Linked DNA regions of Mus musculus: regions 2, 3 and 4 are each linked to region 1. Evidence: chromatin loops called from intact Hi-C (ENCODE). Cell type or tissue: left cerebral cortex. All regions are shown on one strand. Each heading gives the region's core, and the rest is flanking DNA. Links, peaks and the distances in the headings are about the cores only.

Evidence for each region. Peaks named below come from ENCODE experiments on the same cell type or tissue, not always from the same donor. Only the 100,000 strongest peaks of a DNase experiment are listed, where the experiment ranks them.
Region 2: it touches region 1 in a loop (2.0-fold over the local background); 14 of 42 quality-filtered maps call a loop at or near these places.
Region 3: a loop joins it to region 1, with 2.5 times the contacts of the local background. A loop is called at or near these places in 8 of 42 quality-filtered maps.
Region 4: a loop joins it to region 1, with 2.1 times the contacts of the local background. A loop is called at or near these places in 23 of 42 quality-filtered maps.

The regions. Positions count from the first base shown.
Region 1 is chr11:83,631,500-83,637,641 of GRCm38, reverse strand. No RefSeq gene overlaps it. Among named protein-coding and RNA genes, the nearest start is that of Ccl3, 15 kb to the left of the region's middle. In left cerebral cortex, for the core only: CTCF peaks have their summits at 2,566 (motif pointing left) and 4,654; no DNase peak of the experiment used is centred there.
Region 2 is chr11:83,575,503-83,581,644 of GRCm38, reverse strand. Ccl9 (chemokine (C-C motif) ligand 9) reads left to right here and starts at 3,009. Exons shown (of 4, transcript NM_011338.2): 1 at 3,009-3,256; 2 at 5,199-5,270; 3 at 5,694-5,802. The coding sequence starts at 3,181. In left cerebral cortex, for the core only: no CTCF peak of the experiment used is centred there; a DNase peak (open chromatin) is centred at 3,141.
Region 3 is chr11:83,439,927-83,446,068 of GRCm38, reverse strand. It overlaps 1700020L24Rik (RIKEN cDNA 1700020L24 gene), which reads right to left. Exons shown (of 3, transcript NM_025492.3): 2 at 5,473-5,782; 3 at 4,837-5,393. The coding sequence ends at 5,147. It overlaps Mmp28 (matrix metallopeptidase 28 (epilysin)), which reads left to right. Exons shown (of 8, transcript NM_001320300.1): 5 at 1,003-1,248; 6 at 1,709-1,858; 7 at 2,143-2,310; 8 at 3,124-5,301. The coding sequence ends at 3,518. Gm51913 (a long non-coding RNA gene) reads right to left here and starts at 1,733. Exons shown (of 2, transcript XR_003949748.1): 1 at 1,676-1,733. In left cerebral cortex, for the core only: CTCF peaks have their summits at 846, 2,975 and 5,094 (motif pointing right); DNase peaks (open chromatin) are centred at 986, 2,981, 4,604 and 5,166; H3K4me3 peaks cover 1,097 bases; H3K27ac peaks cover 628 bases.
Region 4 is chr11:83,557,354-83,563,495 of GRCm38, reverse strand. No RefSeq gene overlaps it. Among named protein-coding and RNA genes, the nearest start is that of Ccl9, 18 kb to the left of the region's middle. In left cerebral cortex, for the core only: no CTCF peak of the experiment used is centred there; a DNase peak (open chromatin) is centred at 2,892.

The DNA of each region.
Region 1 (6,142 bases), core at 410-5,409:
CTCTGTTACATGAAAGAGCAGAGAGAAAAACACTCAGTATATCCAGCCAGCTGTCTCTACAGCTGAGCAGCCCAATTGAGACAACAAACAAAAGATACCATTATCAACATCATTTAGCAATGGGAAACACTCTGAAGAAGTTGTACTGAAGTTCCAAGTCCAGAGTTCTGGCAGAGCAGGACCTTCTCTCCAGGATGAGCCTCTGCCTTCTCTTTCCCTCAGTGGGTATTTTTCCACTATAGAGTAAACAATAGCAACCCTGGTCTTGAAGAACACTTGACATAAGCGTGCTCGGCCGTGACAGAGGATGGGGCAACCCTGCCTCCAGGCCAGCTTCTCAATGAGCTTAAACAATACACAACACTTTGCTAATATATGAAGTACATTACAAAGTGTTTCATGTAGTCTAGACTAACCTGAAACATACTATATAGTTTAGATCAACCTTGAACCCCCAGTCTTCCTGTCTCCCCTCCCTAGGTGCACCACAGATATGCCACTATGCCTGGTTTTGTCTAACTGATTTTTCTAAAGCATGTCTATGTGTTCTTAGCTGCTTGCTGAAGAGATTCCTGTAACTGTCTGTGCCACGCCTCCCCTAGTCCTGACAATCACAAAGTGGTTAACACCTACTCTGTATGTAGGTGAGTAATTGTCTGGCCTTTTCTGTAAGACCTTGTTCCAAAGCTGACATCCAACAAATATTTATAGCTTGTCCTTTATCATCTCCACACTCAGATGTGTGAAGTCAATGACCTATTCTCTGAATGACCCTCTCCTAAGACTGGTAATTCTGTTGTCTTTGTTCTGCAAAGTCAGCACCACTGGCAGGAAAAATGGTGGGGGAGAGAAAATGAACATGAAAATCTGAAGGAAGAGTCATCTACAGGAAATGGCCATAGTGCCTCTACATTCAGGTTTCTGAAACAGATAAAACATTACTTTATGAAACAATGATTATCTTATAGAATATTGTACACCTAGTATATGTTGTTTTTGTACTAAAATCAATCTTTAAGAAGAATTAATTTTATGTGTATGGGTGCTCTGTCTACATGTATGTGCATATATGTATAGTTCCCCATGTGCATGCCTGGTGCCTGTAGAGTCCAGAAGAATCAAACTCAGAACCTCTGGAAGGGCAGCCAATCAGTGCTCTTAACTACTGAGCCATCTCATCTCTCCAACCATGACAAATTCAGTCTTCGTCTTCATAAGTTTATGTTTGTTTGTTTGTCCTAAGTCCAGCATGGTAAAATTCCTGCAGTTTTGCTTAGCTTATTGGTACATGCCTTTGATCCCTGCACTTATGGCTGAGACAGGAATGATCTCGTGTTTAAGACTAGCTTGGATTATGCAGCAAGACCTTCTCTCAAAAAACAAAAAAGAGAGAAAAAAAACCCAAAAAACTCCAATTCATTCCATTCTTTAAAATCTAACATCTCTACAAAGGTACAGAGTTGATGGAGAGGTAAGTGAGAAACTGAGAAACCTAAGTGGAGGCCTGGAGACACAAGTTTAGACAAAGAACCAAGTCCTAAGGTGAAACATACCCAGTCAGCTGGAGCTGCTGGGAACTGCTGGGTCCCACAATACTCTTTTCTGCATTAAAAGAGATGGTGTTCCCTAGCAACCCTCCTATCCTGCATACTTTTCTCTCAGAAAATAGCAACACCTCCACACAAACCTGAAGGGTGCTCATCACTCCTTTTCTGTAGCAGCTATTAATTAGTGGCCAGATGTTCTTTAGATTGCTGGGCCAGAAACTTTGCAGCCTTAGGACCTAAAACAGGCCAATGACCTCTTACCCAATCATGTGATGCCAAGACTTAGAAACCCCCACTTGCGATTTTTGCCTTTAAGAACCCCTTTCCGTAGATACCATGGTCACTCTCCCGACCTGCTGTGTCAGGGAAGGATTGCGACCCAAGCTCAAGCTTGTGCTGACTAAACCCTCGGAATTGAGTTCTGGTGGTCTTGGGGTCTTGCAAACTGGGCATAACATAAGTGCTGGCTAAGAAGTTATTCCATGATCCAGGATCATGTAGTTAATTTATACCATGACTAACATCTTATGCTTATGTTGCTTGATTGGGACTTCTAAAATCACATAAAATGTTCTGAATTTTAAACAGTAAAATTTCTTAGGTTTGGATCTAGGTTTTTGGTTTTTCTTTTTCTCTTTCTTTCTTTCTTTCTTTCTTTCTTTCTTTCTTTCTTTCTTTCTTTCTTTTTAGTTTCCTAGTGCATAATATTATTTTTCTAGTGTATAATATTATTTTCCTAGAACTGATGTTCCACAAAAGCATTGGTTTATATTAAAAACAAGAAAATTGGCCAATGTATGTGTGACTCAGCTTTCCTTTACTGTGACAAATTATATGAGATAGTCAACTCTTTTTTGGAGGTGGGGTTGGATTTGAGACAGGGTTTCTCTGGCTATCCTGGAACTCTCTCTATATAAACTGTGTGCTCTTCCAGAGGTCCTGAGTTCAATTCCCAACAACCACATGGTGGCTCACAACCATCTATCTGTCATGGGATATGCTGTCCTCTTCTGGTGTGTCTGAAGATAGCAACGATGTACTCAGATACAAAAAAATAAATAAGTAAATCTTTTCTAAAAATAAAAGAATGGAAAATTCAAGAATATTTCACAAAGCATTCATACGTAACAAATACTAAATACTAAACTGAATCCTGTATTAATCAGGGGAAAACAGAAATGGAAGTAAATGTTTCTACTAGTGTGTGGGTTCACAGTGGTTGAGTCGCTTTCATCGGTAAGCTTTTTAATGAGTGAAGAGAAGCTATTCAGGAGGCTGATGCAAGACTTCCCAGAATGACTTCCCAGAGAGACACAAAATCAACATCTGCTAATTTCTGATAGCATAATAAGACCGAAGAATAACTCCTGTGTTGCTTTTCTCATTGCTGTGAGAAAATGCCTGACAAAAGCAAGATGGAGAAGAAAGGGCAGACACAACAAATCTCAGCAGGGAAGACATAGTGGCGGGTGTGTGTGTGTGTGTGTGTGTGTGTGTGTGTGTGTGTGTGAGTGGTTGCTTGGCAACCATAGTGCAGAAGCAGAGACTGGCACTGGCACTAAGGAGTTCAGCTTCTCTTTCTGGTTCAGTGCAGAATCCCTAACCATGGAATGGTGTCACCCATATGTTGGGGGAGGGGGGAGCATCGTCTTCCTGCTTCCGGTAACCTGGTGCCACTCACAAAGGTGGGGCGGATCTTCCCACCTCAGTAACCTAAAGTAGATAATTCCTTACAGACGCGCCCTGAACCTTGTCTCTTGTGATTGTGAATTCTGTCAAGTTGACAATCAGTGTTAGCCACCATACACACCATACAAATTCCTCCTGGAAGGTAAAATGAGTTTGCTGGGGGTTACTTATAAAGTAGTATAAGACTCCAAATGGCAGTATTTCCCTGGAGTCACCAACCACCCTTCCTACCAAGAATGGCTGTGACTCCAGCAGAATTTGGGCAGACCGATGTTCAGAGCTTAAAAAGCTTAGAGTTAAAGCTGCAGAGGTGACAGCAAGATTAGACAGCACAAGGCACAGGCAAAGTGCCAGACTCAAGTGGTTACTTGTCTCAGGGTCTTAGCAAACAGGTGCAGGTGGCTTGGTTTGCTTCAGTCTGGCATGTAGGACACCGCTCAGAAGCTTGTTGAAGATGAAGCTTACTCTGGCGAATATTAGGAGTGGGTTGATGCATCACTACAGGGAAGCTCATATGACTAGCTGTAGCCACTGAACTGAGAGCCTAAGGGAAATGGGTCGCTTTGGGACCAACACAGTTAAGTCAGTGTGCTTTCGAGCCTTTTCCCTCACAAAGTCTACAGATGCCCAGGTCACCACTTGGAGGAAAGCTGCTTTGTGACTGACTCATGAAACTCATTGTTCTTAGACCCACAGAATCATCTTTGCCTGAGTGCTCACTAGAAACACAGAATCTTAAGCCAACCTGTAGACTCGGGGGCTCCTGGGAAAATCCTGGAAATCTGCTGAAATAAGCTCTAGAGGAGATTCTCATGTAGATGAAACTTGGAAACCAATTACCTAATCCTCCACATAGGTCCTGTGATATGTGTGTGTGTGAAGAATATCTGCTGGGTTTTGTTACCTGGGCTAGCCTAACCTACCCTGACTGAGTAGAATATAAGATGCTTAACTTTTTTCCTATCTTAGCTCCTAATTATGCTCCTCCTTAGCATCCGGGCATATTCATCACTTCATGGCCACATCCAGATAAAATGTTTTTCTAAATAACACTTCAATCTCAAATTGCTTTAACTTTAGTTATTATTATTATAGTGTGTGAATCACATGTATGCACATGCACATGTAATGGGCATGCACATGCCATAGTGCACATATGGAGGAGAGAGGACAACATTGTGAAATTTATTTTTTTCTTCTACTTTTGTGTGAATTCTGGGGATCAAATTCGGGTTGCCCTCTTATTCAAATGCTAAATCTCCTCTGGAAACTCCTCCTAAACACACCCCGAAATAGAGGTTTATCTAGGTAATAATTATCCCAGTAATGTTGATGCCACAGGATGAACTGTCACAGTAAACATGTGTGGTCTTTGTGAAGGTACATCTAGTGTACAGCAGTCAGGGAACGATCCTGTTGGCCACCACGGGGTGGCATTGCTCCACCATCAGGGTATGGGGATAGAAATTAATACAGAGGACCAGATGGAGGACAACCAGTTCTCAGCGAGGGTCTTAAACCTGCTGGAGGCACACTGTGCATGGAGATCTGAGCTTCTGACCAGCCATCCAGCAGAATTAACAAAACCCATCCCATCTAAGGCACCAAAACTCAGAAGAGACTGCCCTGTCTTCCCTCTGACTAAACTAGCCCATGATTGTAGCCTATGGCGGTTCTCAGACTGAACTCACTTTAATATCACTGGGGGAGTTTTAAAGGTGCCAAATCTAGGTACAAATTACATTTGTAACTTTGGAAGTAAGACCCTCACACTGGACTTTAGGAACGTTCCTGGCTGACTCTAAGGTGAACTCAACTTTGGAATTACCTCTCTATAGTAAGCCATCCCTTATGTGGGTGTCACCATCAGGAAATAGATGCTTGAATAAGAGGTATTCACTGCAAAGAGGGTGGCCAGGTATAGTACAGGAAAACCCAGGAAAATCCAACTTCTAGACAAAAAAAGCAGTACTATATATTCTCAATATACTCGAGACATACTTATCCTTAAAGAGTACTCATTCTGTATTTTCATTTGTCACCTGAAATTTCATTTTCACTTACCACATGTGGAAAACATTCTTCTAGAAAGCAAAGAGGTGAGCAGCAGAGGATGTAGTCACATTTCTTGGCCAGCTACCAACAGGGAGTCCTCGATAGCTAAGGGCAGTTTTGCTAGGCTGGCATTCATATGAGCAAGTGTGAACACAGACCCCAGCACCTGACAAGCTCTCAACAAACGTCAGCTGTCGTTCAGCAGTGGTTCGTGTATGAAGATGAGCTTAGATGCATACACAGAATGCACTACTTTTACCAGTGGAGTGTTTCCCTAGAACAGTGGTTCTCAACCTTCCTAATGGTGACCCTTTAATATAGTTCCTCATGTAGTGGTGATCCCAACCATAAAGTTATTTTTGTTGCTACTTCATAACTGTAATTTTGCTATTGTCATGAATCATAATGTAAATACCAGTGTTTTCCAATGGTCTTAGGCAACCCTCAAAAAGATCACAACCTGCAAGATGAGACCCGCTGCCCTAGACCATAGCAATTATAAAATTGATTTTACAATCAATTATTTATAAAATATGATTATTTATAAAATACTAGTGTCAGTTTCCATTTCCCAGGAAGCCATCTTTCTGGGAAACATCTGGTATACTAGTGTAGTGTGCTGCCCATCCTTGTGGCTTCGACCTCTTCTCTTATGTCCCTGTCCTCTTGCAGTGTCCCTGTCAATCTGTGGTTGTGACACTCCCTGACATTTTATTGTGATATCTTCAGTGTGCTAAAGGCAACACAAGTCAAGCTGTCCAGTATTTGTTGCTTGATACATGTGGTTCGATTTCTCCCTAAGAAAGCTAATCACACTCATGGATTTGAAGAGGGTATTGGAGAAGAGCTGA
Region 2 (6,142 bases), core at 346-5,345, 56 kb after region 1:
GCTGAGAGCCCTGCCCTCAGTGACCAGGAACAGGTTCCTCAAATGAAAATAATTCTGGATTTGATGGGTTTTGAACTTAAAGCAGGCAGATGGATCAAATCCTAGAGCCAGCTATTGTTCACTGCCATGGACCCAAGAATTCCGAAGTTCCAAGTTTGTGCACGATACCTATATACTGACAAAAAGCAGCATAAGGGAAGAACTGATGTATTTTAGCTTACAACCCAAATTACAGTCCATCATAGGAGGGAAGTAACTGGCAGGAGTTTGCACATCCGCAATCAAGAACAGAGAAATAATCACTCCTCGATTGCATAGAACTTTCTTACACACTCCAGGGTCCAGCACCTGAAATGGTGCCATCACTTTCCAGATGGGTCTTCCCACTTTAATTAACAATCTCCCGTACGCATGCCCAACCTGATCTAGATAATCTTTCATTAAGACTCTCTTCCCAGTGATTCTAGGTTATATCAAGTTGCCCATTAAACTAACCAACACAATACTCACAGTGGCATTCCCCCAGCAGGGTGATTCATATTCAAGAGGTCTTGAAAGTATGGAAATAGGTCCTCTGCTTAAACCAACTCAGTGCTGTGGTTTCCTCCCACATTCCCAGCACACTTGGGGAATCACCCTCCAGACAAAGCATACAGCACCCCAGCGTTACAATCTGTCTCAGGAGGATGCAAGAATCTGTCCAGACCATAAAAGGAAACCCAGGAGGCCTGCAGAACCTGTCATGTGAAGAATGGGAAATACAAAAGAGAAGACCTTGCACATGGACATTACACTCCTGTCCAATACAAACTCAACATCAGCATAAACCACAGGAAATACAAAAGTTTAGAGCTTTTTGTTTGTTTTGTTTTTTGTTTGTCTGTCTGTTTGTTTTTGAGACAGGGTTTCTCTGTGTAGCCCTGGCTGTCCTGGAACTCACTCTGAAGACCAGGCTGGCCTCAAACTCAGAAATCTGACTGCCTCTGCCTCCTGAGTACTGGGATCAAAGGCGTGTGCCACCACTGTCCAGCAAGAGTTTATAGCTTGACTGGTCCTCCTCTCCCATCTCCATGCATGAAAGGAGCATCCCAAGAGAACATAAACACCTGGATTAAATAAGGAGCTTGATACATGATATGAAAAAGGAAGTTGGGTTGGAGAGATGGCTCAGTGGTTAAGAGCACTGACTGCCCTTTCAAAGGTCCTGAGTTCAAATCCCAGAAACCACATGGTGTCTCACAACCATCTGTAATGAGATCTGATGCCCTCTTCTGGAGTGTTTGAAGACAGCTACAGTGTACTTGTATATAATAAATAAATACAAATCTAAAAAGAAAGAAAGAAAGAAAGAAAGAAAGAAAGAAAGAAAGAAAGAAAGAAAGAAAGAAAAAAAGAAAGAAAGAAAGAGAGAAAGAGAGAGAGAAAGAAAGAAAGAAAGAAAGAAAGAAAGAAAGAAAGAAAGAAAGAAAGAAAAAAGAAAGAAAGAAAGAAAGGAAGGAAGGAAGGAAGGAAGGAAGAGGAAGTAGGAGGAAGTAAATAGGGTATAGAACCATTGGGGGAGGGGACCATAGCAAACTACTGGAGATCCAAAATACAATTAAGTCAAATTAAAAATTCTGCAGAAAGCCTTACCAGTAGAATCAGTCAAGAAAAGGACAGCATATCTGAGCTTGAAGACAAGGCACTGGGAGCAGAAAGTGTCAAGGAAAAAGATGAATTAATGAAAAGGCATGAGTTGGACTTTGGGCTATTTAATACATGAGGAGAAGATAAAGTCTAATAATCACAGATATAAAAGAGTGAAGTTCTTTCCAAATGCACAGAAAACATTTCCAGTGAAATCATAGCCAAAAAAAATTTCCTAAATTAGGCAAAGAAACATCTAATCAAATAGAGAAGTCATTTAGAACACCAAAGAGACAAGACCCAAAAAGAACTTCTTCTTGTCATATTATAATTAAAGTTATAGTACTAAGTATTCAAAACAAAGAAAATGTGTAAAAAGCATCAAGAGAGAACCACTAAGTCATGTGTCAGGAGATGTCCATCAGCGTAACAGAGAGCTTGGAGAGGCGTTCCTCAAGCTTTGGAAGACATGAACCTCCAGCCCAGGACAGTATTGCCAGCAAAGGGCTCCTTCATAACTCAAGGAGAAAGGGGATCCTCCCTTGATAGAAAGAGGCTAATGAAACTCACGAAGACTGAACCTGGGTCCTCTGAAAAAGCAACAAGTGCTCTAAACCAGTGAGCTGGCTCTTTAGCCCTCTCTTCCTATTCTATTTGACCACATCAGACTAAAACCACAAATGAACAGCAAACATTCACAAACTCACGGAGATTGGATAACTGAGTGTGTAGACCAGACTGGCCTCAAACACACACACACACCTGCCTCTGGCTCCCAAGTGCTGACACCAAGTGGTGAACACCACCCCAACCAGCCTTAGATGTTTCTTCTGACAGACGTTCTAAAGATTTTTTTTCCTCTGATGTTAAAGTATATTAAAAATATCTAAAGGGGCTGGAGAGTTGGCTCAGCGGTTAAGGACACTTGCTGGCTTCAGTTCTCAGCATCCACATGATGGCTCACAACCATCTGTAACTCTAGTACCAGGGAATTTAACACCCTCTTCTGACCTGCACAGCACTGCATGTATGTGGTAGACATACACACATGCAGGCAAAACATGGATATAAAATAAATCTTTAAAAATTAAAGAAAAATAATTAAAGAAGGAGTTGACAACAATTTTATATATCTCTGGCAAGACATATAAGTTTACTTTTATAATCTATATCTGTCGGTCAGCTGTCAATGAGCATAAGCCAGCGTCCTCCAAGCTAACCTCTCATCAGGGGTCTAGAAGGATCCCTCACTCCCACCCTGTGGCCAGAGCTAAAGGAGTGAATGAATTTTATAAAAGGAGAAATCCTTCTGGAAATATTTACTCTCTCTGAATCAATTTGAACTTTGGAAAGCCCCAAGTCACCTTTGCCCTCCACTTCCCACTGCACACTGTTCCCTCTCTTAGAACTAGCATGTTGGGTGTTATGTAGTCAAAGGAGGGCATTATGAGCTGTACCCCAGGGACTTCCTGATCCTCTTACATGTATAAATAGCAAGACCGGGCCAGGAACAGCAAGCAGTCTGAAGGCCAGCTGGGTCTGCCCACTAAGAAGATGAAGCCTTTTCATACTGCCCTCTCCTTCCTCATTCTTACAACTGCTCTTGGAATCTGGGCCCAGATCACACATGGTGAGTCCTGTGGTGGTAACTGAAAATTTGGGGGGAGTTCCAGAAGGGGCAGCATTTAATAATTTCCATCCCAGACAGAGCAATGGAATTTACTTAGTACAGACCTGCCTCTGGCTATAGCCCCTGGATCAGTGGTTCTCAACTACCGGTTGCCACCCTTTTTGGAAGTCAAACAACCTCTTCACAGGGCTTGCCTAAGACCATCAGAAAACATAGATATTTACATTATGATTCATAGCAGTAACAAAATTACGGTTATAAAGTAGTAATGAAATAACTTTATGGTTGGGGATCACCACGACATGAGGAACTGTATTAAAAGGCTGCAGCATTAGGAAGGGTCTGGTCTGGAAGCTGGTACACAAATGGCTTGCTTCCATTTGGAGAAGCAAATGTTTTCCTTTTTCATAGCTAGAATTATTTGATAACTTTTCCTAGCCAATCCTAGCTGACATTGTAGTTAGATCGAAATAACTATAATTAAAGCATACATTTGTAGAAATGAATATAAAACTCTGTGATGCTAGAGTTATTAGATGTCAGCTAGTATAGAACCATCATTTTTAAGGCATTGGGACCAGTCAGGCCAATGGCTCATCCAAGGTCACCATTTCATCTGAAGCTATGATATTTTAGTTTATGGAGGTGACCAGGGCTCAACACAGAGAGGTCCTGTGAAATAAAAGAATGTATTCCTCAACTTTTCTAAGGAGGAGAGATACATCATGTCTCACAGAGCCAAGGAGAATATTGGAGTTAGGCCAGGAGGCATAAGTAATGAAATAGAGAAACTTGTGTCAGATTCTTTATTGGAGATACTGGAAAAGAGGAAGGGCACAATGCAGGGTTCAGTTAAGATTTCCTAGACTGAAGAAGTCGAGCAGACTTTGTATATATGGATGGTCTTTAAGGATCTAGCTTTAGGAAGAGTTAGGGCAAGGGAAATACCAACATGGTGTTTGAGAATGATAAAGGTTGGGTGCTGGGCTCAGTGAGAGTTGGTTAAGAAGCAGTTAGCCCCTCCCTGTGGTCAGGATTTTAAGTATGCCAGAATACCATAATATGCAGAAAACAAAATACAGTTAGTAGAGTTAGCTATTGCTCAACTGTCCAGATGTTGATTCATTCTTCCTCTGGCATCCCTGAGGGGTGGGACAAATGGAAATGCATCATTCTTGTAGAAAAAGAAGAAGTTAGAAGACAAGCAAGCCTTGTATATATTATTGCCCTGCTCACTTTTCAAACCAGATAACTGAAACAGAGAATTGGAACAGCCTTCAATAATGTAAGACCGCATGAGTAGTGATGGGTAAGACTAAGAGGCAGATTAGTAATCATGCGTTCAAGAACAGGCACTGCTTCTTAAGATTTACTTTGGAAGCCACCCACACCACATCAAACTTGTTAAATAATAGCCGTGCACCCTACTACAGATAATTCATATGCAACCATTGAAGACATGATATAAGGGATTAGTAGTCTTGTCTTAGCACAATGCAAATTCCCAATCCTTTAGCAACAATCTTTGGGCTTCGATATATTTGGGATAAAGGATTATTATGGATTTTAAAAAGTGATACATTGCTGGATGTCACTCAACATCCCTGATGGTTTTTTCTTCAGTGTGTCCTTTAATCAGGCATTTATATAAATGTGGACTATTAGGAGCCTCATTTCACTTCAAGGGACTTTGTGTCACCAAAGGGGTTTGTGCTTCAAGTCAATAGAGTTTTTGGTTTTTTTGTTTTGTTTTGTTTTTTAAGATCCCAGAAAAATCTCATGTCACCTAAGGGGATAAATGAGTCTAGAGCAGATCCTAGACTCCAAGTGTGTGATGGTGGTCCTCAGCAGAGCCTTCTCAGCCTTGGCAAGAATCGGGGTGGGGATGGTGAGTAGAGATGCTAAGACAATGATGCTAACCTCTGCCCTCTGTCTCTTCCAGCAACAGAGACAAAAGAAGTCCAGAGCAGTCTGAAGGCACAGCAAGGGCTTGAAATTGAAATGTTTCACATGGGTAAATATTTCATTACAGCTTGTACTGAGAAGCACCAGGTGGTTGCAGATCAACACCAGAGCATCCCCCTACCCGATGACAGAACAGAACAAGGTCATGAGGGTGGTTGAGGATGCTGTCCAAAAATCTTCAAGAAGATCAGGATGGGCCATTAGTATTCCCTACAGATGTGCCTTCTCTATGCACCGAGTCTGCCTTGGGGCAGAAGTCACCTATAGGTGACTGCGCATGGCTTCCCTTCTATGGACATGTTCCCAGCCTGATTGTGGTCCACGTTAGGCCCACTCAAAGGTGCAGAAAGAGATGACAATGAGTGCAGGGTGAGGGGAAGCCTCCCCTGAGTCCCGGGGCCTTCTTATGCCCCCATGGGACCATCACCCCAGCAATGACCTGGCCTTTGAGTGCCCCCTTGTTTTCTTGCAGGCTTTCAAGACTCTTCAGATTGCTGCCTGTCCTATAACTCACGGATTCAGTGTTCAAGATTTATAGGTTATTTTCCCACCAGTGGTGGGTGTACCAGGCCGGGCATCATGTAAGTGTCAAATTCACTCATTGTGTGTTATGGGGAGGGGGAGCCTCCAGGATCTTAGATGGCCTGGTGGATAGACTTCCAGAGAAGACCCATTCTTGGATCTCACCAGGTGGGAGGGGGGATACTTCAGGGTGTAGAGAAGGAAACAGCTAGCAGAGTCACTCCATGAGTCCTTAGAGACCCTCACAGGTCTAGAGGGGGCCCCAGAGAGGGGATGATGGTGCTGAGCTACCTCCTGGAAAGAACAGACTGTTGAGTGGAAAATCAGAAGGTTCAGAGGATGGGGCTCCCACCACCCCTTTACTAGATTAACTCTGATTATAATCTTTCTTCTCCTTTT
Region 3 (6,142 bases), core at 378-5,377, 190 kb after region 1:
TAAAAAAAGAAAGAAAAGAAAAGAAGCCCTAAAAGCTCACGCCTTTAATCCCAGTGCTCGGGAGGCAGAGGCAGGTGGATTTTTTAGTTCGAGGCCAGCCTGGTCTACAAAGTGAGTTCCAGGACAGCCAGGGCTATACAGAGAAACCCTGTCACAAAAAACAAAAAACCAAAACAAAACAAAAACAAAAACAAAAAAAGGGAGGGGGGATTAAGTTAAAAAAGTGACTGAGACAAGAATCCCAGCATCAGCCTCTGGCTTGCATACATACGTGAGCATACATGCAACATACATGCATTTACACACACACACACACACACACACAGCGTAATAAGACCCTGTCCAAATAAAGGCTGGTGGTGGTATGACTCATGGGTATGGGTGAAGGTGCTTGTCCTTGCTGCCAAGCTTGCAGACCTAAGTTTGATCCCTGGGATCCACACGGTAGAAGATGAGAATTGAGTTCCCCAGTTTGTCCTCTGATCCCCACATGGCACATCTGACACACTTAAAACAATTAAAAAACCAACCAACCAAACAAACAAACAAAAAAAAATCCAGAGTCTCTCCAATGTAGCCCCTGCTGGCCTTGAACTCCACACATAGAAGCACATTGTTAAATCTGCAGATTCCCGAACAGAACACACCAAGTGCCAAGGTTAGGAAGCCTCGAACTCAGAAATCCGCCTGCCTCTGCCTCCCAAGTGCTGGGATTAAAGGTGTGCGCCACCAACGGTCCAGCTTCAGATCAGGAATCTTATCAGAGAGGTTAAGCTATCTGTCCAACGTCACACAGTAAAAAGTAAATCTAGTACTGGAACTCAAGCAGTTTGGCCCCTAGCGGAATCTACCGTGTACTTCCTCTCTCTGATGTTTAGTCACTTGCTCACCTGCCCGCAACCCAGATGGAAACTAGTAGACCACACCCACAACGTTGGAGTTGATGCCTGAGGGAGGGAGTTCTGGGTCTTGGCTCACCCGGACCCTCCACATTATTCTCAGGGGGTGCCCTGGCACACGCCTTTCTGCCCCGGCGGGGCGAAGCGCATTTCGACGGAGACGAGCGCTGGTCTCTGAGCCGCCGCCGTGGGCGCAACTTGTTCGTGGTGCTGGCGCACGAAATCGGCCACACGCTCGGTCTCACGCACTCGCCCGCGCCACGGGCGCTTATGGCGCCCTACTACAAGAAGCTGGGCCGCGACGCCTTGCTCAGCTGGGACGATGTGCTGGCGGTGCAGAGCCTGTACGGTGAGCCTCTGGGGTCTTCAGACTCTGGCTCCTCAAATAGGATATCCCCACCTCCACCCCTCTTCAGTTCCTTGCTCCCGGTCCTTCCTTATCCTGAAGCCCCTAAGGCTCCCTTGAAATCTGAATATCCGCGAGTCCTGCTTTCTCTCTCCATCAGGTCCAAGCCATCCATAAGAACAAACCTCTGCCCTTAGCTCAAAACCCTTCGGTCTCCCACTCTCACATTATCTCAGAAGGTCACTCTTTCCTGGGCTGTTGAGTGGGAGAGATTTCTGGGGATAGTTGCGCACTTGGATAAAACCAACAACCAGGGCTACACATACCCCTTACTCTTTCCTTCAGCCTGTCTCAGATCATAGGCGGAGCAGAAGGAAGGGTCTTGACCCCACCCCCCCCCACCCCACCCCCCTTTCCCATATGCTCCTACCCATGTCCTCTCTCGCCCTTCTTGGATCGTAAGGAAAGCCTCTGGGACGCTCAGTAGCCACCCAACTCCCCGGAAAGGTGTTCACTGACTTTGAGGCCTGGGACCCCCACAACTCCCAGAGCAGACGCCCGGAAACCAGAGGTCCTAAATACTGCCACTCTTCCTTTGATGCCATCACTGTAGGTAAGATGGTCCCAGCCATGCCTGGTGTCTGTCTTCTGTCCTCCACATCTCCAGGGGTCCAGAGCTGAATTACAAGGTGTGAGGAATGGGGAGATCTAGGATATAGAAATCCTAAAACCACTCAGGCCCAGCAAAGAACTCCCGCTTCCCTCAGCCACGCCCTCTCCACGCCCCCTGCATGCTACCTTCCGCTTGTCTGGGAAACTGGGTTTAGGGCAGCCCCTCCCCCCCCCAAATCATCAGGAGGCCAGTAGCCTTTCCTCATGTCTCTTATCTCGGGATAGATGGGCAATGGCGACTGTATGTCTTCAAAGGGAGTTACTTCTGGGAAGTCACAGTTGATGGCAATGTTTCAGAGCCTCGTCCACTACAGAAAAGATGGCCAGGACTGCCACCTGGTATTGAGGCTGCTGCAGTGTCTTTGGAAGATGGAGACTTCTACTTCTTTAAAGGTACCAGCCTTGAGTCAGCTAAGATTAAGACGTGGTGGGTGGGTATCCTGCCTGAGGAGAAAGGAGGGGGAAGGTCCCCAACAATGAGTCCCTGGTGAACTTGCCACCTCAAGTTAAACCTGTGGCCCAGAAAGACTCCTTTCAGAGATGGAATGGGGAGCATCCAGTGTCCAGGGTGTTCCGTGTAGAGATTGTAGCGGGGGGTGGGGGGACTGCTGCTCTCCAGTCTGCATCAGCAGAAAGTCTGGCCGCGTCTGCCCTGGCACCCTGGCACTCTGGCACCCTGGCAGTGTGAGGTTGGCATGTCACTTAGCTTTTGGAACTTGTGATAGGGAGTGTAATACTCTTGGATAGGGAGTGTAATACTCAGGTGTGATGAGGAAGCCGGATAACATGCAACGACTGAAGGGTGGACTGGACGTGGTAGTACTGTTATGAGCCGCATCCATTCCTTCAACCAACGCTGAGTTCCTTGTGTCCTAGGAACAGGGAGAAGGAAGGACCGGGAACAAACACCTTTTCCCTCAGGGAATTATTAGTAGTTGGAGACTGAAGAAAAGTTCAAGCTTTCCCAATCTTCCATTCCATACCCCATCCTCAACCTCCTCCTACCTTCCCCAGCCCGGGATTGGGTTCATTGAGTATTCTCTGCTCTCTGCTGACATCTGCTGAGCGATGTATAAACTACAACTGGCTCCAAGGAGACTGTCTAGGTCTCCGAATAGAAAGGAGTAGGGACCAGGGTGAGAGAGATGGGGTGGAGAGCCAATGAGTGAACGCCTCCAGCTCACTATGGTTCTCAATGCCCCACAGGGAATCGTTGTTGGAGGTTCCAGGGCACGAAGTCCGTGTGGGGGTTCGCACAGCTCTGCCGGGCAGGTGGTCTACCCCGACACCCGGACGCAGCTCTCTTCTTCCCGCCTCTGCGCCGCCTAGTCCTCTTCAAGGGTTCCCGCTACTACGTGCTAGCTCAAGGAGGGATGCAAGTGGAGCCCTACTATCCCCGCAGCCTGCGAGACTGGGCCGGTGTCCCCGAGGAGGTCAGCGGCGCCCTGCCAAGGCCGGATGGCTCCATTATCTTCTTCAGAGATGACCACTATTGGCATTTGGATCAAGCCAAACTGCGGGTGACCAGCTCCGGTCGCTGGGCTACCGAGCTGTCCTGGATGGGCTGTTGGAATGCCAACTCAGGAGGTGCCCTGTTCTGAAGGCTCCCCATCACTGAATGAACCGTGGTTGCTGCCTCCTGAGAGGTGGGTCCTGTCTAGGAAGCCCCTGGACTTTGCAAGAACCTCTTGAGCAGTAAGGACTCCAAGCAGGAAATCAATCAGCATTTGTTCTCCGGGATGGAAAGAGAACTAGGGTTCCCATAGCCTTTTCCCTCAAAGACCTTTTTCCTTCCCACTAGTGTGTGTATGTGGGAAGGTGGTGAAGATGAAGGTTCTGGTGAAGATGTCCCATGCCCACAGTGCTGAGTCCCAGGAAGATGCAAAACTCAGCTGAGGTTGGAGACTGTATCTGCAGGACCCTCCCTTTCAGTGCCTTTCAGGCTCAGTTCTTGGGGAATCACCTGCTATTTCATCAGAGACTTCACCCCAGCTCCTACCCTCAGCAAGCTGGGATGTAGTGAAGCCTCGAGGATCCCCACTGTCAGAGGCTCTCTTTTGGTTCAGGATGCAGAGCAGGAGGGAATGTGTTCCTCCTGAGCCCGACTTGTTGTCTGGGCTAATGAAGAAGCACCCCCCAGCTGGTCAACGTAGAGGTGCAGCAGACTTCCCTAGATAGAATTGTCTACCCTTCTCAATAGAAGCACATGGGTACTGGGTGCTGGAGACACAAGGACCATGCACTTACATCCAACCCAGCTGTGTATGGTTATCATGGAGAGACAGGGTGAACCTCTCTTCAAAATTCAGGACATTTTCACCCCATTTGCCTCCAAGTTGGACATCTTGAGCATCAGGAAGATGAAAGAGGGCCCTTGGGGGTCCGCTCAAGATGTAGCCTCCATTGCGATCTTCAGGCTGCGTGAAGCCCGTTTGCCCGCAATGGCCCCGTTCTCCAAGGCCACACAGCCAGCATTCCGAAGCTCATGCAGTCTAGCAAGAATAGCTGGGATTCCTGGAGAAGGAACCAGCCCCCTGCCTTCCCCTTTTGTCTCAGCCTGTCTCAGTATTAATTTTAGCATCTGGATCTCCAGCCCTCTCTCCTCCCTCTCCACCTACCAGTGCACACACACACACACGCACAATGACCACCAACAGCCAGCTCTCAGGGAGGGGAGAATCCGGCAAGAGAGCAGCCCGAAGTTCCCCAGAGGCATTGCTGGCCACGCGCCCTCCTTTCTTCTCTGTGCAGTGGACAGAATGGCCTTTGACTGCCCTTGGATGCAAGTGCTTTGTACTGCCCTGTCCCAGGGAAAACATGGAGGAACCTCCCTGCTAGCCCACTGCTGTCTGGGTTGTACCCAGCGGGAGAGAAAGGAGAGTCTCATCTTTATCACTCTATTCCACCTCAAGCGACTCTGATTGGAGACTTTATTGCTGATTAGAAGGAAAGAGGCAATTTATTAAGAGGGCTAAGGACACCCCGAGGCTATCTTTCTCCAGGGTAAGCCGGAGAGAGGCCAGAGGACCTGAAAACGATGCAGGCAAGGTTGTGTTGAAGGCGTGAGGGTCAGGAGGGCTGTAGGTGCTGGGTACTGTCTGGGGAGGAGTGCCTAGTTTCTTCTATAGTTCCGCAAGACAACAGATGGAACCGTGAACCGACGGTGGGCCTTCTCACCGGTAGGAGGCGCTAAGGATGGCGGCTTGAAGGGACAGTTCTGTGGAACTCACTAGAGATAGAAGAGTTTGGAGCATTGCGGGCTCGGAGGCTGGGAGTCAATGAGCTCAGAGTTGCCGGTGGCCTCTGCCTTACCCAGGTCAGGGTGCTCAAGAATACAGTGCTCCACGTAGGCCGGGTGGCTGTGCAGAGTCTTGCATTTCTTGCAGAAAAGAATCTCACAGCGCGCACAGCCACCCCGGCGCGGTGGCCGCCGCCGCGTCTCCAACACGCACGGTTCCTCCGGGGCACCCCGCTTCCTGCGGGCCGGGGACGTGAGTGCTCAGAACCCGGAGACCCTCCTCCCTAAGGCTCGGTCCCAGGTTCTTTCCGTCTCACCTGTCTGCCGGGGCCGCCAGGCCACCCAGCAGAGCGAACGGGCTAAGCCAACCCCAGAAGCTGCTGTCTGAGCGTCGCAGCAGCGCCACCTGCTGGCTGCTGGACTCCTGGCGCAGCGGACTGTAGGACACAGAGCGGGCCTCGCGCTCTTCCGCGTCTCGGGAGTCCTCCTCCGTCTCGGTCGCGCTCTCGGGGTCTGACCTCTCTTCCACCGACGACGAAGACGAGGACGACGATGAATCGTCCTCCAGATCCTCCTCCCTGGCCTCGGGATCCTCCACCTCCTTCCTCCACAAAGGAGTCTTCACGCCTGTAGGCGGGGACAGGGTCAATGCAGCCTGCTGCCCTGGCTGCTTGCGGGGGGGGGGGGGGGGGAAGACGACGACGGACGGACGGGACGGAACGGTGGGGGGGGGGGGGGAGATGCCTCCTGCCGGCTGTTACTTGCGAAAGGGCTTCGGAGTCCCAGATTCCCGGACTGCTGCCGAGTTCCCACCCTCTTGAGCGTCCTTGCTAAGGATTCCAAGCAAGTCACCTGGCTTCCATCAAGCTCCATTCTCCCCCGCGCCACCCCCCGCCACCCCCCCCACCCCCACACCCCCACCCCCGTCTCTGAAGCGGGAAAAGTCGCATCTACCTCAAGAGTGTCTGTGAGGCTGACTTTAGTATG
Region 4 (6,142 bases), core at 492-5,491, 74 kb after region 1:
GGGCATCAGATCCCACTACAGATGGTTGTGAGCCACCATGTGGCTGCTGGGAATTGAACTCAGGACCTCTGGAAGAGCAGCCAGTGCTCTTAACTGCTGAATCATCTCTCCAACCCATATTGTAATTCTTTTTGCCTGTGTAGTTCAGTATATTCACATGTTTGTGCAGCCATCACTTCTACTCCTCCCAGGATTTTCTCATCATCTTACACGGAGACTCTGTACCTGGTCATTACCAATTCCCCATTCTTGCCTCCGGAGCCCTGGTAACTGTGTCACCATGAACCTCACTGTTCCAGGTTCATCACACAAGTGGACTTGCGTAGCATTTTTTTTCCTTTTGTGACTGCCTTATTTCATACAGTATCCCAGCTTCAAGTCTCATCCATGTTGTAGCATTCATCAGAACACCCCTCTCTCCTAAAGCTGAAAATACTCTATGGTGTGTATCTTCTACAGTCTGTTCATCAATAGGACTGCAGAATCCCCTTTTTCTTACACTACTCATAGTCAGTGTATCTTAGCTTCCACTATTTGTACCAAAAGCATCTTGGTGTACGTGATGGCACATCGGTGTCTACCACACCCAGGTGGAGATGCAGACGCAGGTAAAGTGGATGACTCTACCCTCAGCCCTCTACTGGGGACCAGCACCGACTGCTTTTGCCTCTCACTGAGATGTGAACTCCGGTATCTTGTCCTAGAAATGTGTCTGTCTGCCCTATGCTCTGTCAAACCTCAAGGGTCATAGCTAGATATCATCCCAGCACCTGCCTCCAGCTCGCAACCTGACAGTTACAGAGTTACCAACAAAATCAATATAGTCAGGCCTGGCTGTTTATTTGTGGAGTTGGGATGAGGGGTCAGTGGCAGAGGCCAGATCGACACAGGGGCCAAGAGAATATGAAAGAATACAGCCAAAGCAACCAAAAGTGCCAAAGCCCTCAGCCAGCACTGGGGCCAGACTCGGGGAAGTAAGGTTCAAAGCCCTGTAGACCATGAAGAAACAGAAGCAGGAAGCACGGGACCATGATTGGCAGATTGGAACTGAAATGGTATTGTCTTCCCTCCCTCCCCCCACTCATTGAAGGAACTCAAAGTTAGCTATCAACCTGAAGACCTAATTGAGTCTATACACACAAAGGAAAATCCCCACCCAGCACAGAATATAAAACTTGCCAGAAACTCCCAACCTGAAGGACTTTGGCTGGTTACATTTGTTTTGAACAGAATTATTCCTAGTCTTTTCAACACACACTTCTTCATTCCTAAACACAAGGTACTTAAGCCCTGGCCAACCTAAAGACCTCACATAAACCCATTGCAAACATCATACACAACTCCCAGCCTTGTGAAGCATGGGTGGCCAGTTGGCAGGGAGTAGAATATAAAAACTATATTCCTTGGTTTGTTTTTTTTTTTTTCTACTCTTGTGTGACACAAAGGATTGACCCCAAGTGAGTGAAGGCAATGCACAGACACAAAGGACTTTAAGTTGGGACAGAAAGGAAGTAAGAAAGTCACTCTGGAAAACATAAAGAGCACTTTCTGGTCCCATGCCCCCTCTCTGGCACCATGAAAATTTTGGTTGGACAGCCTAGTTTCCCAAAGGATACCTTTACAAATGTTAGTGGCCCTCAGAGAGTCCAACTGAGCACACATTTCCTTCTGAGGAGAGTCTGTGTGCGTACACACATGACCAACTACCGACTGCCAGAGCTGGACTTAGGGCACATGGTTTATAAATTCCTGCCTTTAGGGGCTGGAGAAGCAGCTCAGGGGTTAAGAGCACTGGTTGCTCTTCCAGAGGTTGTGGGTTCAACTCCCAACACCCGGACGATGGCTTCAGTCCCAGAGGAGTCAAACAACCCCTCTGGTCTCTGTGAACTTTAGGCATGCATATAGGACCCAGACATAGATGAAGGCAAAACATCCATACACATAAAATAGCAAATCAATATAAATCAGTTAAAATCACTGGCTCCAAACTCACATAGCTAAATCCAGGTTCAAATCCCAGCTCTGCAACTTTCTATGAGGCTTTGGATAAATACTAAGTCCTTCTAAGGCCGGTTTTCTCATGTATAAACTAGACCTACCTCTCAAAGCTGAAAGGAATAAGAAGCCATGTGAAGAGACAGAGTAGATAGTAAGTGCTCGCCAAACTGGCCTCATTATTTCAGTGTGATTTTCTTGTGGGACACAGACCCTAGGTCAGTGGACAGATCCTGTACATTGTCAACTTGACAAAATCTAGAATCATCTGGGAAATTTTTTTTAATTGCTTTAATTGATGTGGGGTTTACCATCAGCAGCAGCAGCAGCTTAATTGATGTGGAAAGACTTGATTATGGGTGTGTACCATTCCCTAGGCAGGAGCTCCTGGCCTGTATGGATGAAGAAGGGAGCTGGGCAGCAGCTTGCATTCCTCCCTCTCTGCTTCCTGATGTGGTGTGACCAGCTGCTTCAGGCTCCTGCCATCTTGAATTCCCTGCTGTGATTGACTGAACCTTTGTAAATTCTTTTGTCTGAGTATTTTATCCTGCAACAAGAAAAGAAACTAAGGCAGCCAGGAGGGAGTTTTCTCTCACTGTGAAAGGAACTGGCCCAAAGAAGGCAGAAACCTGAGCAAGGACATACGATAAGTCATTGGCACATTGGCGTATTGGTTACTTTCCTATTGCTGTGATATAACGTGGAGACTGCTGTGATTGCAGAAGAAAGAGTTTAATTGGGGGGCTTTTGGTTCCAGAACGTCCGTAACTGTCGAATGGAGGCAGCAAGGCAGCAGCCAAGAGAGAGAGATCACATCTAGAGCCACAAGCAAGAAAGGGACAGAATAGGGAATGGTATGTGACTTGTGAAACCTCAGAGCCCACCACCAGTGACAAACTTCCTCTAGTAAGGCCACACCTACTTGACTTCCCCAAACAGCACTAAGAACTGGGGACCAAGTATCCAAATGCCCGAGACTCATGGGGGACATCTATCTCACTGAAACCACCACAGTACAGCTCACCCTAGAACTGTGGACATTATTTTTTAATTAATTCTTTAAGAATTTCGAATATATATTGCTTGATATCCACCCCCATCCTCCTCCAACTCTGAGAGCATATTTATTTATGTGCTTTATGTATATGGGTGTTTTGTCTGCATGTGCACCTACATACCAAAAGAGGACATGAGATCCCATTACAAATGGTTGTGAGCCATCAAGTGGAGGCTGAGAATTGAACTAAGATCCTCTGGAGGAGCAGTCAGTGCTCTTAACCACTGAACCATCTCTCCAGCCCTCCAAGCATATTTTAAACAAAAGAAATCTCAAATCTATGTAAACCTGCACCTCTTCTGAGTATGAAAGAGACAGGTTCATCTGACTAAGGAAAAAGACATGTGAGCTTGAGCCCAAGGCCTCCTGCCCCATGGTGTGCCCTGCCTGGGGCTTGGTCTCCACTCCGCTATTTCTTCTTCTTCTTCTTTTTTTTTAGTTTAATTAATTTTTATTTATATGAGAACACTGTAGCTGTCTTCAGACACACCAGAAGTGGGCATCAGATCCCATTACAGATGGCTGTGAGCCACCATGTGGTTGCTAGGAATTGAACTCAGGATCTTCAGAAGAGCAGTCAATGCTCTTAACCCCTAAGCCATCTCTGCAGCCTCCCCCCACTCGCCCCTTTTTTTCACTCAGCTATTTCTCAATTCCTGCTCAAAGGCTTTGAAGAAGCAATGCAGGAGAAACAAAAAGAAAAAAAGAAGAAGAAAGAAACTTTTCATTCTCTCCAGAGCATGCATTAATTAGAAATGGCCTTAAGATCTCATCTGAAAAGTGGAGCTGAAGCATCACCGAGATGCTGTGACCCACACAAGAGCATCACCGAGATGCTGTGACCCACACAAGAGCATCACTGAGATGCTGTGACCCACACAAGAGCATCACTGAGATGCTGTGACCCACACAAGAGCATCACTGAGATGCTGTGACCCTCACAAGAGCATCACTGAGATGCTGTGACCCTCACAAGAGCATCACTGAGATGCTGTGACCCACACAAGAGCATCACTGAGATGCTGTGACCCTCACAAGAGCATCACTGAGATGCTGTGACCCACACAAGAGCATCACCGAGATGCTGTGACCCACACAAGAGCATCACCGAGATGCTGTGACCCACACAAGAGCATCACCGAGATGCTGTGACCCTCACAAGAGCATCACCGAGATGCTGTGACCCACACAAGAGCATCACTGAGATGCTGAGACCCTCACAAGAGCATCACCGAGATGCTGTGACCCTCACAAGAGCATCACCGAGATGCTGTGACCCACACAAGAGCATCACTGAGATGCTGTGACCCACACAAGAGCATCACTGAGATGCTGTGACCCACACAAGAGCATCACCGAGATGCTGTGACCCACACAAGAGCAGCACTGAGATGCTGTGACCCTCACAAGAGCAGCACTGAGATGCTGTGACCCTCACAAGTCTGCAGAGAGCATTACAAACAAATAGAAAACACTTCCTTCATCTTAAAAACTAAAACAAGATTCCCATGGGTGAAACAAACCCTGTCGAAAAAACACATTGGTGACCACACTTAAGACAAGAAGCTCCCCTCCCAGGATGTGGTATAGACTAGGGCAGGGACTTCAGAAGAAGGGTCCCTGATTAGAGCAAGAGAAGAAGCCATCAGCCCCTATGACCTAAAGGGGAGTAAAAAGACCAAGGGAGAAACTGGAGGCTGTGGACTGACCAGCAAGGACACCCTGCTCCCTGGGACCCTCAGAGGTCCCCAGGGGAAGGAGACAGGAGATAACTCACATCCAGCACCACATGATCTGAGACACAGCCAGCACCCAGAGCCACGAGTTAGAAACTGAGAGCTGTGGTGCCAGTCCTTGAAGACTGACAGACATTGTGTGGAAGCTCTGGAATCTAGAACTGGGGAAATGAACCTTGCAAACAGGTCCCAAAAACCAGGGATGTGATTGGCTAACTTCATAACAAAGGCCTTCCTGAGGAGATGACCTTAACCTAAGGGCTAAATGAGTTGAGGGTAATAGCTGGAGACAGTGCAAAGGCCCTGGGGCAGGAATATTAACTTGGTGAGGTGAGTAGGGCATGGTGGGAAGCAGCAGCCTGAGCACTGAGGCGAGCAAAGGCAGGCATGGTGGAGCTTGGGAGTGAGAGTAAAGAGTAACTCATCTCCGGCATGATGGAAAGCCGTCATCAAAGCCGTACCAAAAGTATATCACCTGATATACATCCCTAAAGCAGCACTGACCGTCATGCAGAGATGGATTGATGAGGTCCCTGGAGACCAGTTAGGAGACCCCTGCAGCAATCCAGGCTACAGATGCTGGTGGCTTGAACCAGAGGGGCACAGATGACATAGAAGAGTGTGAACAAAGTAGGGAAATGGCTGAGGGGCACAACTAGAAACGTGCACTGAGAAAGACTCGGGCTTAAGCAACTAGGTGAGTGTTGGTGTCATTTACAGAAATGAGGGGAAAGCCATCTAGACAGTGTTAATTTCAAAATGGCTTTCTGATGACGTCAGTGTGTTGAGTAGAGAGCGAGCTACATGGTTCTGCGGAGCTAGGGAACAGCTTGACTCTTCTTTCTTTCTCTTTGAAGAAAGGGGATGTATCATGAGTACAAGACCCAGGAGCTGTGGTAGAGAGTGGGGACAGCACAAGGACAGAGTAGCCAGGGAGACAAGCGTATCAGGAGAGTATGGTGATCTGGAAGCCAAAGGAGGGGTGGTGGGAGGCACAGAACCTTAGACTCTCATGGGTGTTGCCATGACATATGGAAGAAGAGAGAGATGGTCATTGAAAGTGACTGGAAGCTCGGAGGTGACCTTGACGAGTGAAGATTCAACGGCAGTGCTGACAGGAGCCCAGTCAAAAGGGCAGGAAAAAGAATGGGACTGTGGAAGTTGGGCCAGCATTAGAACCAACACTAAGATGGTTTTATGAAATGAAGCAGGAGCCAGAGCCCATGGGGGTCCCAGGGAGGATGTTGGTTTGAGTTTGGGTTTTTGAGATAGACGGTTGCTACACAGCCCAGTGGTCCTCCTGCCTCACTCAGCCTTTAGAGTGTTAGCATCGCAGGCTCGAGGACCACCCTGT